Regions from separate parts of the Homo sapiens genome. Here region 2 is linked to region 1. A link is an interaction called in ENCODE POLR2A ChIA-PET data of the cell type or tissue named here. Cell type or tissue: OCI-LY7. All regions are shown on one strand. Links, peaks and the distances in the headings refer to the core of each region. The heading gives the core; the rest is flanking DNA. Region 1 overlaps ITGAE (integrin subunit alpha E). Region 2 holds the start of SLC52A1 (solute carrier family 52 member 1).

Region 1 (7,197 bases), core at 1,974-4,473:
TACACTTTTCTTTGCAGTAGTGCCTTTAATCTGGAAATACAGTATTACTTAGGATTTGCAGTACATTTTGCCTGATAGGGCAAGTTTTCATTCTTATTTTTAAAAAATGATAGATTGTGGCCGGGCATGATGGCTCACGCCTGTAATCCCAGCACTTTGGGAGGCTGAGGCAGGCAGATCACGAGGTCAAGAGATCGAGACTATCCTAGCCAACATGGTGAAACCCCATCTCTACTAAAAATACAAAAATTAGCTGGGCATGGTGGCGGGTGCCTGTAGTCCCAGCTACTCAGGAGGCTGAGGCAGGAGAATCATTTGAACCTGGGAGGCGGAGGTTGCAGTGAGCCGAGATCGTGCCACTGCACTCCAGCCTAGCAACAGAGTGAGACTCCATCTCAAAAAGAAAAAAACAAAATAGGCGGGGTGCGGTGGCTCACGCCTGTAATCCCAGCACTCTGAGAGGCTGAGGCAGGTGGATCACGAGGTCAGGAGATGGAGACCATCCTGGCTAACACGGTGAAACCCCGTCTCTACTAAAAATAAAAAAAATTAGCCGGGTGCGGTGGCAGGTGCCTGTAGTCCCAGCTACTCGGGAGGCTGAGGCAGGAGAATGGCGTGAACCTGGGAGGCAGAGCTTGCAGTGAGCCAAGATCACGCCATTGCACTCCAGCCTGGGCAAAAGAGCAAGACTGTCTCAAAAAAAAATTATCGATTGTATCCTTTCAGATAATTCTTAAGTATCAATTTTTCAGATTTCCAGAAGAAACTCTTTGGGGTTTTAATTTAAACATACAGGTTAAGTTTGGGAGCATTGATATCTTTATAGATTTCCTTTCTACTCCGCTTGCTGCGATTTATTTTTTAATTTTTATTTTACTTTATTTTTTTTTTTTGAGACAGAGTTTTGCTCTTACTGCCCAGACTGGTGTGCAATGGTGTGATCTTGGCTCACCGCAACCTCCGCCTCCCGGGTTCAAGCGATTCTCCTGCCTCAGCCTCCTGAGTAACTGGGATTACAGGCATGCGCCACCACGCCCAGCTAATTTTGTATTTTTAGTAGAGATGGGGTTTCTCCATGTTGGTCAGGCTGGTCTCAAACTCCTGACTTCAGGTGATCCACCTGCCTCAGCCTCCCAAAGTGCTGGGATTACAGGCATGAGCCACCGCGCCTGGCAATGCTGAGATTTTTAAAAACACTCTGCAGCAAGGTTTTATAATTTTCTTCAAAGGGGTCTTAATTTATAAAGACTTACTTCCAGCTGCATTTTTATTTGTTTATTTATTTTGGGGGGGTCTCACTGTGTTGCCCAGGCTGGAGGGCAGTGATGCAGTCATAGGTTGCTGCAGCCTTGAACTTTTGGGTTCAAGCCGTCCTCTGCCTCAGCCTCCTGCGTAGCTGGGACTACAGGTGCAAGCCACTATGCCCGGCTCATTTTTTAATTTTTCTTTTGTAGAGATGGGATCTAGCTATGTTGACCAAGCTGATTTCAAACTCCTGGCTTCAAGTGATCCTCCTGCCTTAGCCTCTGAAAGTGTTGGGGCGTGAGCCACTGCGCCTGACCTGTTATTATGCTTTTGTTGCTACTGTGTGAAAATACCGTTTTTTCCCCCGACTGTTTAGAGTTTGCACTTAGAACAGTTGGTGGTTTTGAATGTTTATCTTATCTGGCCATTTTACTGAACTGTGGTTTTGTTTTTTTGGAGACGGAGTCTCACTCTGTCGCCCACGCTGGAGTGCAGTGGTGTGATCTCTGCTCACTGCAACCTCCGCCTCCCGGGTTCCAGCAATTCTCCTGCCTCACCCTCCCGAGTAGCTGGGACTACAGGGACCCACCACCATGCCCAGCTAATTTTTGCACTTTTAGTAGAGATGGGGTTTCACCATGTTAGGCTGGTCTCGAACTCCTGACCTCAGGTGATCCACCCGCCTCAGGCTCACAAAGTGCTGGGATTACAGGCATGAGCCAAATCCGGGCCCGGCCAAACTGTTTTTAAATCACTCTTTAGTTGATTCTTTGGGATTTTTCTAAGGAGACAATTTTATTTGCAAATAATGGCAATTTGGAGTCTTTCTGATATTTCTACTTTTGGCTACCCTTACTTCTTTGACTAGGACGTGGAGAGCTCTGAGAAGTAAACCGTGTACCTGGTTGTAATGGGAGGGCTTTTCTGGCCCTCCTCTGCCTGCCTCACACCTGCCTGTTATCCCAGCCCCGGCTGCTCTGCCTTTGGGTAGTTTCTAGGGCTTGGTTGGAGCAGCCCATTCACCTCTCATGGAGCCCCGTACCTTGCCAGTGTTACATCACTAGGCTGTTGGGCACCATCTGCTTCCCTGTTGATCTGATTCCATCATCTTCATTTCGTTCAGAAATCCGTCTGTGCTATCGGTCACTTGATGATATTGTTCTCTGTTTTCCAATGCTGCCACAGGCTTTTCCCCTTCCTTGTAACTCTTGGGTTGTTTCAGTGGAATTTGCCTTTGAGGGAAAACACACAGGTAAGTTTGCTTACTTATTTTCCTGTTGTGCTCAGGAGTTGTGTCCAAGTTTTCATATTATATAAAAGCCCCTGCTTTTTATACTTTTTAAAATTGCAAATAAGACCCCACTTCCATCGTCACTGGGAAGCCTGTTTGTTATTGACTTACTGAGTCGTGCTGATCCAATTGGCGTTAGAGCAAGGCAGCTGTAATCGGGGGAACTACATCAGGAACTACTTAATGAGGAGGAAGACACTTTTAAGTGCGACATGGTTAGATTTTACAAATTCATATGCTATGGCTTGGGCCAAGGTCTGTGGCATACACCTGTAGTCCCAGCTACTCAGGAGGCTGAGGCATGAGAATCGCTTGAACCCAGAAGGCAGAGTTTGCAGTGAGACGAGATCGTGCCACTGCACTCCAGCCTGGGCAACAGAGCGAGACCCTGTCTCAAAAAAATAAATAAATAAATAAATAATGAGGCCGGGCGCAGTGGCTCACGCCTGTAATCCCAGCACTTCGGGAGGCGCCGACGTGGGCAGATCACCTGAGGTCGGGAGCTTGAGAGCAGCCTGACCAACATGGAGAAACCCCATCTTCATTAAAAATACAAAATTAGCTGGGCGTGGTGGTGGGTGCCTGTAATCCCAGCTACTCTGGAGGCTGAGGCAGGAGAATCGCTTGAACCCGGGAGGCAGAGCTTGCAGTGAGCCAAGATCGCGCCACTGCACTCCAGCCTGGGTGACAGAGCGAGACTCCGTCTCAAAAAAAAAAAAAAAAAAAAAAAAAAAAAAGAATGAGTGCTGGGCTCAGCCCTGTGGAGTAACCTTTTCTCGTAATTGAATGAGGTCTAAATAACGTGGCCAATTTAGGTTTTCACACCTGCTTGGTTTCATTGGTTTCATCCCTCCAAAGTTCAGATGGTATCATGAGAGAAACAGGTTATTCGAATCTGCACTCACTATCCTGTACCAGGGCAAAGGAGAACAGAAAGCACATGGGGTACTTTCCCAGCCGGTCTTTCTTCTACAAGCTGCCTTTTAGGTGCTAGGCCTTTCTCATTTCCTTTTCACCCTCTGCCTGGGACAGGAAATGGTAGAGCTTGCATAGATCCAAGAACAGTGAGTCATGCCATAGGGCCACTCTGCTACCCAGAAAAGGACTGAGCTGGGACCCGCTGAACTTTGGATGCAGTTATTGGAGGGAACAGCAGTTTTTTTTGTTTTGTTTTGTTTTTTTGAGACAGGGTCTCGCTCTCGTTCATGCTGGAGTGCAGTGGTGCGATCTCGGCTCATTGCAACCTCCGCCTTCTGGGTTCAATCGATTCTCATGCCTCAGCTTCCTAATTAGCTGGGACTGCAGGTGCATGCCGCCACGCCCAACTAACTTTTGTATTTTTAGTAGAGATGGGGTTTCACCATGTCGGCCAGGCTGGTCTTGAACTCCCGACTTCAAGTGATCCGCTCACCTCGGCTTCCCAAAGTGCTGGGATTCCAGGCGTGAGTTGCCACGCCCGGCCTCCTGCTGTCTTAAATAATCTGCACTACTGCATTATTCTGTGCACATCTCTAATACATTTACAAGGAGGGGTTTTTGGTTAAGATTTTCTGGGTCTTCTAGTCATAATTATATTATAATGGCACCAGAATTTTACCATTACTTGAACTAGGAACAGATTCAGTATATGGAATCAAGGGAAACTTTCATTTTATTAATTTATTTATTTATTTATTTATTTGAGATAGAGTCTTGCTCTTTCTCCCAGGCTGGAGTGCAGTAGCATGATCTCGGCTCACTGCAACCTCCGCCTCCCAGGTTCAATCGATTCTCATGCCTCAGCTTCCTGAGTAGCTGGGACTGCAGGTGCATGCCACCACACCAAACTAATTTTTGTATTTTTAGTAGAGACTGGGTTTCACCATGTTGACCAGGCTGGTCTTGAACTCCCGACTTCAAGTGATCCGCTCACCTCGGCTTCCCAAAGTGCTGGGATTCCAGGCGTGAGCCGCCACGCCCGGCCTCCTGCAGTCTTAAATAATCTGCACTACTGCATTATTCTGTGCACATCTCTAATACATTTACAAGGAGGGGTATTTGGTTAAGATTTTCTGGGTCTTCTAGTCATAATTATATTATAATGGCACCAGAATTTTACCATTACTTGAACTAGGAACAGATTCAGTATATGGAATCAAGGGAAACTTTCATTTTATTAATTTTTGTTTGTTTTGTTTTGTTTTTCTTTGTTTGTTTTTTGAGACAGAGTCTCGCTCTTTCGCCCAGGCTGGGGTGCAGTAGCATGATCTCGGCTTACTGCAAACTCCGCCTCCTGGGTTCAAGCGATTCTCCTGCCTCAGCCCCCCGAGTAGCTGGAACTACAGGCACCCGCCACCATGCCCAGCTAATTTTTGCATTTTTAGTAGAGACGGGGTTTCACCATGTTAGGCTGGTCTCGAACTCCTGACCTCGTGATCCACCCACCTCAGCCTCCCAAAGTGCTGGGATTACAGGCTTGAGCCTCCACTGCACCTGGCTATTAAAATTTTTTAACTTTTACTTTTGGAGACTGGGGTCTCACCTTGTTACCCAGGCTGGACTTGAACTCCTGAGCTCAAGTGATCTGCAGTAGCTGGGACTAAGGGCATGTGCCACTGTGCCTGGCTTAGGGAAACTTAATCACTTCAGGAAGCATCGTCGTCCTAATAGCAGAGTTCAGGAGGATGCACCTAAATTGACAATTCCCAACTTCGGTTGACTTGCTTTGTTTTTTTATTAGTGGGAGCAAATTTTGTAAAGTACATGAGTAATAGGTACATTTCTCATAGTGAAATCAGTAAAAAGTGAAAATTTGCCTTTGTCGCAACCTTGCTTCATTCAATGCTCTTCCTCAGAGGCTGAGATGACCTGGTTTAACGTGTATCTTTCCAAACCCATATTCTGAGCCGGGCACTTTGGGAGGCCGAGGTGGGTGGATCACCTGAGGTCAGGAGTTCGAGACCAGCTTGCCCAACATGGTGACACCCTGTCTCTACTAAAAATGCAAAAATTAGCCTGGCGTTGTGGCAGGCGCCTGTAATCCCACCTCCTTGGGAGGCTGAGGCAGGAGAATCGCTTGAACACGGGAGGGGGATGTTGCAGTGAGCCAAGATTGTGCCATTGCACTACAGCCTGGGTGACAGAGCAAGACTCTGTCTCAAAAAAAAGAAAAGAAAGAAAACCAAACCATATTCTGTGCATCTCTAAGTATTTATATATATTTATATCTAAGTACAAAGGTTTTTTTTTTTGAGGGGGGTTGCATAAATAAGATGGTATCTTCTGCCATTTGTGACCGTTTTCAAGGAATGCATGTCAGAAGCTAAATGCTGCTGCTAAATGCTGGGGGTCAGGTGGGGGAATAGAGGGAAGGGTATCATCTTGGGCTAACATAATCTTTGGGGAATTAATCACAATTTGTAAAGAAGCCCTTTTAGCTTTTTCCAAGAGTGGAATTAAAAACTTTTTGTAATTGCTCTGCAGTGCCGAAGTGCTTTCCAGAAAGACCGGACCACTTTATGTGGTTATCAGCAGCGTGAACTTGTTCTGGAATCTCCATTTTTACTTAATTTGTTTGCTTAATGGGTATATAATTATAGTTTCAGTTTTACTTTTCTTTGACTGTTGGCAAGGCCATGTATTTTTCCATGAATTAAGATGACTTTTTTTTTTTTCCTCTATGCTTTTTCTTTCTTGTCCAGTTCAAACAACATGACCCTGGTATTTTCTCATTAGCTTTTTCTGAGCTGCTCCCTGCTTCTGGGGTAGAAGAGGTGCATTTCTACCTCTGAACTTCTGAGCCTTTGGGCAAGTAAGGGTGATTTGACTTTAATAGGATTAGAGAGCCATGTGCTCTCCAAAGTGGGGGAGCTAAGTCTTACAGATGAGGTGGTGGGCATTAGGAAGCAGCCGTCATCATTGGTGGTCTGTCTGAAAAACAGTCTTCCTAAGTACCACCAGGGAGAAGACAGGACCACGGTGCCCTTCCGCTTCTGGGAGAGGCCCTGCCCTTGCCCTCCCTCTGTCCCTGAGGAGGAGATTCCTGGTGTTTTTTTTTTTTTTTTTTTTTTTGAGACGGAGTCTCACTCTGTCACCCAGGCTGGAGTGCAGTGGCATGATCTCGGCTCACTGCAAGTTCCGCATCCCGGGTTCACGCCATTCTCCTGCCTCAGCCTCTCAAGTAGCTGGGACTACAGGCGCCCGCCACCAAGCCTGACTAATTTTTTGTATTTTTAGTAGAGACAGGGTTTCACCGTGTTAGCCAGGATGATCTCGATCTCCTGACCTCGTGATCCACCTGCCTCGGCCTCCCAAAGTGCTGGGATTACAGGCGTGAGCCACCGCGTCTGGCCGAGATTCCTGGTTAACCATCTCCTAGGACCCCGCAGCCAGTTGCAGTCCTGGGGGCACAGTAGTCAGGGGGACTGAAGGTGTGGTCTCTGTGGATGCCTCATCTTCTGTCCAGGGCCGAGAGGGGGGTCTGGACTAGTCCTTCCCAGAACTGCCAGACGTTTTCGAGCTCTTGGCTTTGGTTTCTCGGCGTGATCTTTCCTCTCTTTAGAGCTGTGAGATCTGAGGCTAAGGTTGGAGTGCTGGGATGAATGAGAGAAAACACCACTGGCTCACTTTGGTGCTGCAAACCTTTTTGATTTCTTAGTCTGGCAAAAGGCTGCCAGCCTAAG
Region 2 (7,197 bases), core at 2,858-5,357, 1.3 Mb before region 1:
TTGGGAGGCTGAGGTAGGAAGATTGCTTGAGCCCAGGAGTGCCAAGCCAGCCTGAGCAACATAGTGAGACCTTGTCTCTACCAAAAAAAAAAAAAAAAAAAAAAAAAATTAGCTGGACATGGTGATGCTCGCCTGTGGTCCCAGCTACTTGTGGGGGGGTGGGGAGAGGCTGAGTGGGAGGATCCCTTGAGCTTGGGAGGTTGAGGCTGTAGTGAGCCGCGATCGCGCACCGCTGCGCTCTAGCCTGGGTGACAGAGTGAGACCCCGTCTCAAAATTAATTAATTAATTAAAACAACAAACAACAAAACCCCAGCTGTGTGGGCTCTGGGCTGGGCCGCCTCCCCGGCGGAGGGGGCTCCCTCTCAGGCAGACCGCCAGCCGCTGGGTCCGGGGACTGCCGGATCCGGAGGTGCGGGGACCCCTGCGCACCTGGCGGCTCCCGGGATGCCCCCCTGAGGCAGGCGGGAGGGCAGCACGGAGACGCCCCTCCGGGCAGAGCCCGCCCCAGCCACTCCCCTCTCCAACTCGACCTGCCTCAGCAAGTCCTGAGTGTCGCAAAAGCGCTAGGGTTGCAAGTGGCACCAGAGACGTGCCCTTGTCCCGGGGTCCATTTGAGGGTGAGCGTGTTGGTGCCGAGCTGTTTTTTTGTTTTGTTTTGTTTTGTTTTGTTTTTGAGACCGAATCTCGTTCTGTCGCCCAGGCTGGAATGCAGTGGTGTGATCTTGGCTCACTGCAACCTCCACCTTCCGGGTTCAAGTGAATCTCCTGCCTCAGCCTCCTGAGTAGCTGGGATTACTGGCACCCACCACCACGACCAGCTAATTTTTGTATTTTTAGTAGAGACGGGTTTTCACCATGTTGGCCAGGATGGTCTCAATCTCCTGACCTCAGGCGATCTGCCTTCCTCAGCTTCCCAAAGTGCTGGGATTACAGGTGTGAGCCACCGCACCCGGCCAGTGCTGAGCTGTTTTGACAACTTGGACCCCGGGTCCTCTGTGGGTAGGAAAATCAGCTCCCTCTTTGCTCCTCTGGGGCAGCTGCACCTCGGGCCAGCTTTCTGCCTGTCTGCCTGCCGGCACTGCTGGGTCGCTGTACCCAAACGCACAGCCGGTGCCCCGTGGTAAGTCCTGGCTCCCCACCTTCCCCGCCCGCCCCCGGCCACCTCTCCCTCCAGTTGCCCTGGTCTTAGCAGTCTGACCGACTTGTCTTCTGACTCCGGTTCTGTCCCACCAGCCTATTACCTGCCAGCCTGTCTGTTTCCCTCCAGCTAGAAGGTCTTCAGTTTCCAGAAGAACCAAAGCATCTTTGGACCTACCTAGGGAAGGACCTGCCTGTGACCTTTGCCCTGTCCTGGAGGGTCCAGCTTTGGGCTGAATGGCAGCACCCACGCTGGGCCGTCTGGTGCTGACCCACCTGCTGGTGGCCCTTTTTGGCATGGGCTCCTGGGCTGCTGTGAACGGGATCTGGGTGGAGCTGCCTGTGGTGGTAAAAGACCTTCCAGAGGGTGAGTGGGAGGGAGGTACAGGGAAGCGTGGGGCAGGTATGCCCAGAAAGGTGGCCTGTGGCAGCTCTTTGTCCCTTAGCCACTGTGCTCCTGACATGGCATCATTCCTTCCCTGCAGGTTGGAGCCTCCCCTCATACCTCTCTGTGGTTGTGGCGCTGGGAAACCTGGGTCTGCTGGTGGTGACCCTGTGGAGGCAGCTGGCCCCGGGCAAGGGCGAGCAGGTCCCCATCCAGGTGGTACAGGTGCTGAGTGTAGTGGGCACAGCCCTGCTGGCCCCTCTGTGGCACCACGTGGCCCCAGTGGCAGGGCAGCTCCACTCTGTGGCCTTCCTAACTCTGGCCTTGGTGTTGGCAATGGCCTGTTGTACCTCTAATGTCACTTTCCTGCCCTTCCTGAGCCACCTGCCACCTCCTTTCTTACGGTCTTTCTTCCTGGGTCAGGGTCTCAGTGCCCTACTCCCCTGTGTGCTGGCCCTAGTGCAAGGTGTGGGCCGCCTCGAGTGCCCACCAGCGCCCACCAATGGCACCTCTGGGCCTCCCCTCGACTTCCCTGAGCGTTTTCCTGCCAGCACCTTCTTCTGGGCACTGACTGCCCTTCTGGTCACTTCAGCTGCCGCCTTCCGGGGTCTCCTGTTGCTGTTGCCATCACTACCCTCTGTAACCACAGGGGGCTCAGGGCCTGAACTTCAACTGGGATCCCCAGGAGCAGAGGAGGAAGAGAAGGAGGAAGAAGAGGCTTTGCCATTGCAGGAGCCACCGAGCCAGGCAGCAGGCACCATCCCTGGCCCAGACCCTGAGGCCCATCAGCTGTTCTCAGCCCATGGTGCCTTCCTGCTGGGCCTGATGGCCTTCACCAGTGCCGTGACCAATGGCGTGCTGCCTTCTGTGCAGAGCTTTTCCTGTTTGCCCTATGGGCGCCTGGCCTACCACCTGGCTGTGGTGCTGGGCAGTGCCGCCAACCCCCTTGCCTGCTTCCTGGCCATGGGCGTGCTGTGCAGGTGCAAAAGGGTCCCCAGGCTTGGTGGGTGGAACTTAAGGTTGGGGTCCAGGTCCCAGAACAGCCAGCCCTGAGTCTCTGCTCATCCCCAACAGGTCCCTGGCAGGGCTGGTTGGTCTTTCTCTGCTGGGCATGCTCTTTGGGGCCTACCTGATGGCACTGGCAATCCTGAGCCCCTGCCCACCCCTGGTGGGCACCACTGCAGGGGTGGTCCTTGTGGTGAGCAAGTGGAGACATGAAGTGGGGAGGAGGGTGTCCCCTGGAGCAAGTGCATGTCATGCTCAGCCTGCTGCTGTGTCCTCCCTTGCAGGTGCTGTCGTGGGTGCTGTGTCTGTGTGTGTTCTCATATGTGAAGGTGGCTGCAAGCTCCCTGCTGCATGGTGGGGGTCGGCCGGCATTGCTGGCAGCTGGTGTGGCCATCCAAGTGGGCTCCCTGCTTGGTGCCGGTGCCATGTTCCCTCCCACCAGCATCTACCACGTGTTTCAAAGCAGAAAGGACTGTGTAGACCCCTGTGGCCCCTGAGCCTGGGCAGGTGGGGACCCAACTCCACCCCACCTGTCTTCATCGTGAGGCTGCCACAGTGCCTGACTACTTGTGGCCCAGGCAGGCTTCCCCCAACACAGGAACGCTCATGGACACCTGCACACTCCACAGAAGACGTTGGCATGTGAGGCCAGGGTGGGCACCAAAGACCAGGCCCAGAGCCAGGGGACAGGTTGGGGCTGTGGGCTTGGACCCAGGGCCTGAGACCTTTGTGGGATTTGTGCAATAAAGTGTTTTTATTTAAAACCAAAAACAAAAACAAAAGCCTAATGAAAACCTTATAAGAAATATATAATGAAATCAGGAAACTGGATTAAATAATTTTTCATACATATATTATCTAGTGTGCAATTAGATTTAAATACAGATTGTAGTGCCTTTCTTATATCCACAGCTTATCTCTTCTTCTGTGGGTTTTCTTGTCAAAAACCTTTCTTACTCAAGTGAGTCTCTGTCATTTGCTATGGGATTGGCCTTTAAAGACAACGGAGTCTCACTCTGTTGCTCAGGCTGGAGTGCAGTGGTGCAATCTCGGCTCACTGCAACCTCTGCCTCCCGGGTTCAAGCGATTCTCCTGCCTCAGCCTCCTGAGTAGCTGGGATTACAGGCGTGTGCCACCACGACCGGCTAATTTTGTAATTTTAGTAGAGACGGGGGGTTTCACCATGTTGGTCAGGCTGGTCTCGAACTCCTGACCTCGTGATCCGCCCGCCTTGGCCTCCCAAAGTGCTGGGATTATAGGCGTGAGCCGCCGCGCCCAGTGGAAACATGGATTACTTCAATTTTCTTCCTTCTGCTTTTCTGTATTTGTTAAATTTCAAATAAAGCAAACCCTGATCCAAAACCTCCTCTAATAAGCGGGGATTGTTTCCCCTAAGGTCGATCTACCCCCTAGCACAGTCCCTAAGGCAGAAGAAGCTGCTCAATGAAGGCTTCTCTTCCTTTTCTTTGGAACTCAAGAGCACCCACGAAGGGGAAGAAATGCTAATTCTGAAAGGAGTCAGGTCCTCCCTTCTGAAAAACGAAGATGACAGCTAGTCCTGGGGGAAGAGGAAATCCCCGCAGGGCTCCCGCCCACCTCCGGACCTTCCTCCAGACACGCGGAATACAGAAGCCCAAGCCCGGCGCCGCGTCACCCCAGCCAGCCTTCTGCGCGTGCGCCCTCCCGCCTCGCGCCCCCCGCCCCGCCCGCCTCGCACCTCCCCCACGCCTCGCACCCACCCCCCGGCCTCGCACCCCCACCGCCCGCCCGCCCGGGAGACTCACAGGCGCGCAGGGCCGCAGGGGTCCCCTCGGCCACTCGTTCTCAAGGCTCCGTGAACGCGCAAGCAAAGACGTCCTTCGAGGGAACCTTTTCTCCTCCTGGCGGACAAGAGTGGAACGACAGGGCTTGAGGAGAAGTTTTGCCAGGTTGGGGGTGACATCTTTTGAAACTTGACCTCGTTTTTTATTTTGTTTGTTTGCTTGCTTGCTTGCTTGAGACGGAGTCTCGCTCTATTGCCCAGGCTGGAGTGCAATGGTGCAGTCTCGGCTCACTGCAACCTCCACCTCCTGGGTTCAAGCGATTCTCCTCCCTCAACCTCCCAAGTAGCCGGGATTACAGGTGCCCACCACCATGCCCGTCTAATTTTTGTATTTTTAGTAGAGACGGGCTTTCACCATGTTGGCCAGGCTGGTCTCGAACTCCTGACCTCATGATCCGCCCGCCTCGGTCTCCTAAAGTGCTGGGATTACAGGCGTGAGCCACTGTGCCTGAGACCTCACCTCGTTTTGCAAGCGCCTCTCTTCTTTCTCAAGGCCTCATATCCGGTTCAGAGTAAAGAAAAAGGGAAGGCACCAACCTTGAGCTCCTAAAATGTGCTAGACCCTTTACATGTATTATCAGTAAATCTTCCCAACAGCTTCATTATTCGTCCTGTTTTGCAGAAAAGGAAATTGAAACTCAGAGAAGGTGACTTACCCAGAGTACCACAGCTAATTAGTGAGACGGCTGGAGCCCAGGTCTGTGTGCTCCAGAGATTCTGACTGCAGCCCTCACCTGTTGGCTCTGGACTTGGAGAAAGGAGAGCTGCTTCTCTGCAGCTGAAGAGGCTCTGCAAGAAGCCCAGAACAGGCAGGGCGCTATAGCTCACGCAGGTAATCCTAGCACTTTGGGAGGCTGAGGTGGGAGGATCACTTGAGCCCATAAGGTTGAGACCAGCCTGGGCAGCATAGCAAGATCACTGTCTCTACAAAAACAAAACAAAACAAAACACAGCCAGAGTCAGGCATGGTGACGCACACCTGTAGTTCCAGCTACTGGGGAGGGTGAGGCAGGAGAATCCCTTGAGCCTAGGAGTTTGAGGCCTCAGTGAACTATAGACCCACCACTGCACTCCACCCTGGGTGACAGAGCAAGACCTTGTCTTTAAGAAACAAAACACAAAACAAAACAAAAACAAAAAAACAGAACAGCTTCCCTGGTCATTTGTAAAGAACCTTTAATGGATTGTACCACAGGGCAAGACTTTCCCAGTTATCTCAAAACATATTCCTTCTCCAGAGATTAAGGTGGGGAGGGCAGGTGGGGGAAGGAATAGGAGGAGTTGAGGTGGAAATTCTCATTGGTGAGGCTGTTGGGGACACAGCAGGATTTGTTTTTTTTTTGTTTTTTTTTTTTTTGAGACTGAGTCTTGCTCTGTCACCCAGGCTGGAGTGCAGTGGCGCAATCTCAGCTCACTGCAACCTCCGCCTCCTGGGTTCAAGCAATTCTGCCTCAGCCTCCTGAGTAGCTGGGATTACAGGTGTGTGCCACTATGCCTAATTTTTATATTTTTAGTAGAGACGGGGGTTTCTCCATGTTGGCCAGGCTGGTCTCGAACTCCTTACCTCAGGTGATCCACCTGCCTTGGCCTCCCAAAGTTCTGGGATTACAGGCATGAGCCACCGCGCCTAGCTGTTGGGGGCATGGCAGGTTAATGTCAGCTCCTACAACTGTGAAATTGTTGAGGGATGAGAGAAGCAGTTTCTACAACTCACATCTAGTGACCAGGCTTTTAGATGAAATGTACTATCCCAATGATGCCACAGTCTCCTCCTGCCTTTCAGTAGAGACAGAAGTGGGTAGCAGGAGTGAGAACACTCCTGTACAAGGCAGAGGCTGCTGGCCTTTGACCTGGAGAGATGGACACTATGCCAACCTTAACTGAGTAGCCGGAGCTGTTAATGAGGCAGCAGAGTACCAGAGGTGCAGGGAGAGCCTGTCAGCCAGATTAAGTAGGATATTTAAAGCCAGCCTGCCTTGGGTAGTGTTTAAAACCTATTGGTACAGGAAGCAGGACCTTAGTGACATCCAGGGGACCACAGACTCTGAAGGAAGAAGATGATGGTGCAAGCGTTGTCTGTGACTTGTCAGGAGTGGCAACCTTTGGGCATGATGAGTGAAACCTATTCACGGTCCACCTGAACCAAAATGGCATCCAGTAGCTATGGACACTAACTCTTTAAAAGGGAAAAGAAGGCTACTTTTAGGGCCAGGTGCGGTGGCTCACGCCTGTAATCCTAGCATTTTGGGAGGCCGAGGCAGGTGGATCACGAGGTTAAGAGATCAAGACCATCCTGGTCAACACGGTAAAACCCCGCCTCTACTAAAAATACAAAAATTAGCCGGACATGGTGGCACGCGCCTGTAATCCCAGCTACTCGGGAGGCTGAGGCAGAAGAATCGCTTGAACCTGGGAGGCAGAGGTTGCAGTCAGCCGAGATTACACCACTGCACTCCAGCCTGGCGACAGAGCAAGGCTCTGTCTCAAAAATAAAATAAAAATAAATTAATAAAATAAAATAAAAGGGAAAAGGTGACTGGCTCACGCCTATAATCCCAGCATTTTGGGAGGCAGACATGGATGGATTGCTTGAGCTCCGAAGTTCCAGATCACCCTGGGCAGCATGACAAAACCCTGCCTCTAGAAAACTACAAAAAATTAGCTGGGCATGGTGGCATGCACCTGCAGTCTCAGCTGCTCAGGAAGCTGAGGTGGGAGGATCACTTGAGCCTGGGAGGTTGAGGCTGTAATAAGCTGTGATGGCACCACTGTACTCCAGCCTGGGCGACAGAGTGAGATTCCTTCTCGAAAATAAATAAAAGTTAAAAAAAAAAAAAAAAAAAAAAG

The links. Peaks named below come from ENCODE experiments on the same cell type or tissue, not always from the same donor. Only the 100,000 strongest peaks of a DNase experiment are listed, where the experiment ranks them.
Region 2: POLR2A ChIA-PET joins it to region 1 with 5 read pairs; 1 of 35 experiments calls an interaction of 5 or more read pairs at or near these places.

The regions. Positions count from the first base shown.
Region 1 is chr17:3,707,447-3,714,643 of GRCh38, reverse strand. It overlaps ITGAE (integrin subunit alpha E), which reads left to right. Exons shown (of 31, transcript NM_002208.5): 31 at 1-16. It also overlaps a transcript of P2RX5 not described here. Among named protein-coding and RNA genes, the nearest start is that of HASPIN, 13 kb to the left of the region's middle. RefSeq lists a silencer at 3,622-3,822. In OCI-LY7, for the core only: no CTCF peak of the experiment used is centred there; DNase peaks (open chromatin) are centred at 2,714 and 3,463; H3K4me3 peaks cover 2,174 bases; H3K27ac peaks cover 2,500 bases.
Region 2 is chr17:5,028,785-5,035,981 of GRCh38, reverse strand. It overlaps SLC52A1 (solute carrier family 52 member 1), which reads left to right and starts at 556. Exons shown (of 5, transcript NM_017986.4): 1 at 556-1,121; 2 at 1,269-1,505; 3 at 1,624-2,503; 4 at 2,598-2,721; 5 at 2,813-3,380. The coding sequence starts at 1,376. The coding sequence ends at 3,025. It overlaps LOC105371501 (a long non-coding RNA gene), which reads right to left and starts at 5,176. Exons shown (of 4, transcript XR_002958101.2): 1 at 5,085-5,176; 2 at 4,811-4,961; 3 at 4,313-4,408. RefSeq lists an enhancer at 4,065-4,204 and a silencer at 4,225-4,314. In OCI-LY7, for the core only: a CTCF peak has its summit at 4,454; a DNase peak (open chromatin) is centred at 4,371; H3K4me3 peaks cover 919 bases; H3K27ac peaks cover 364 bases.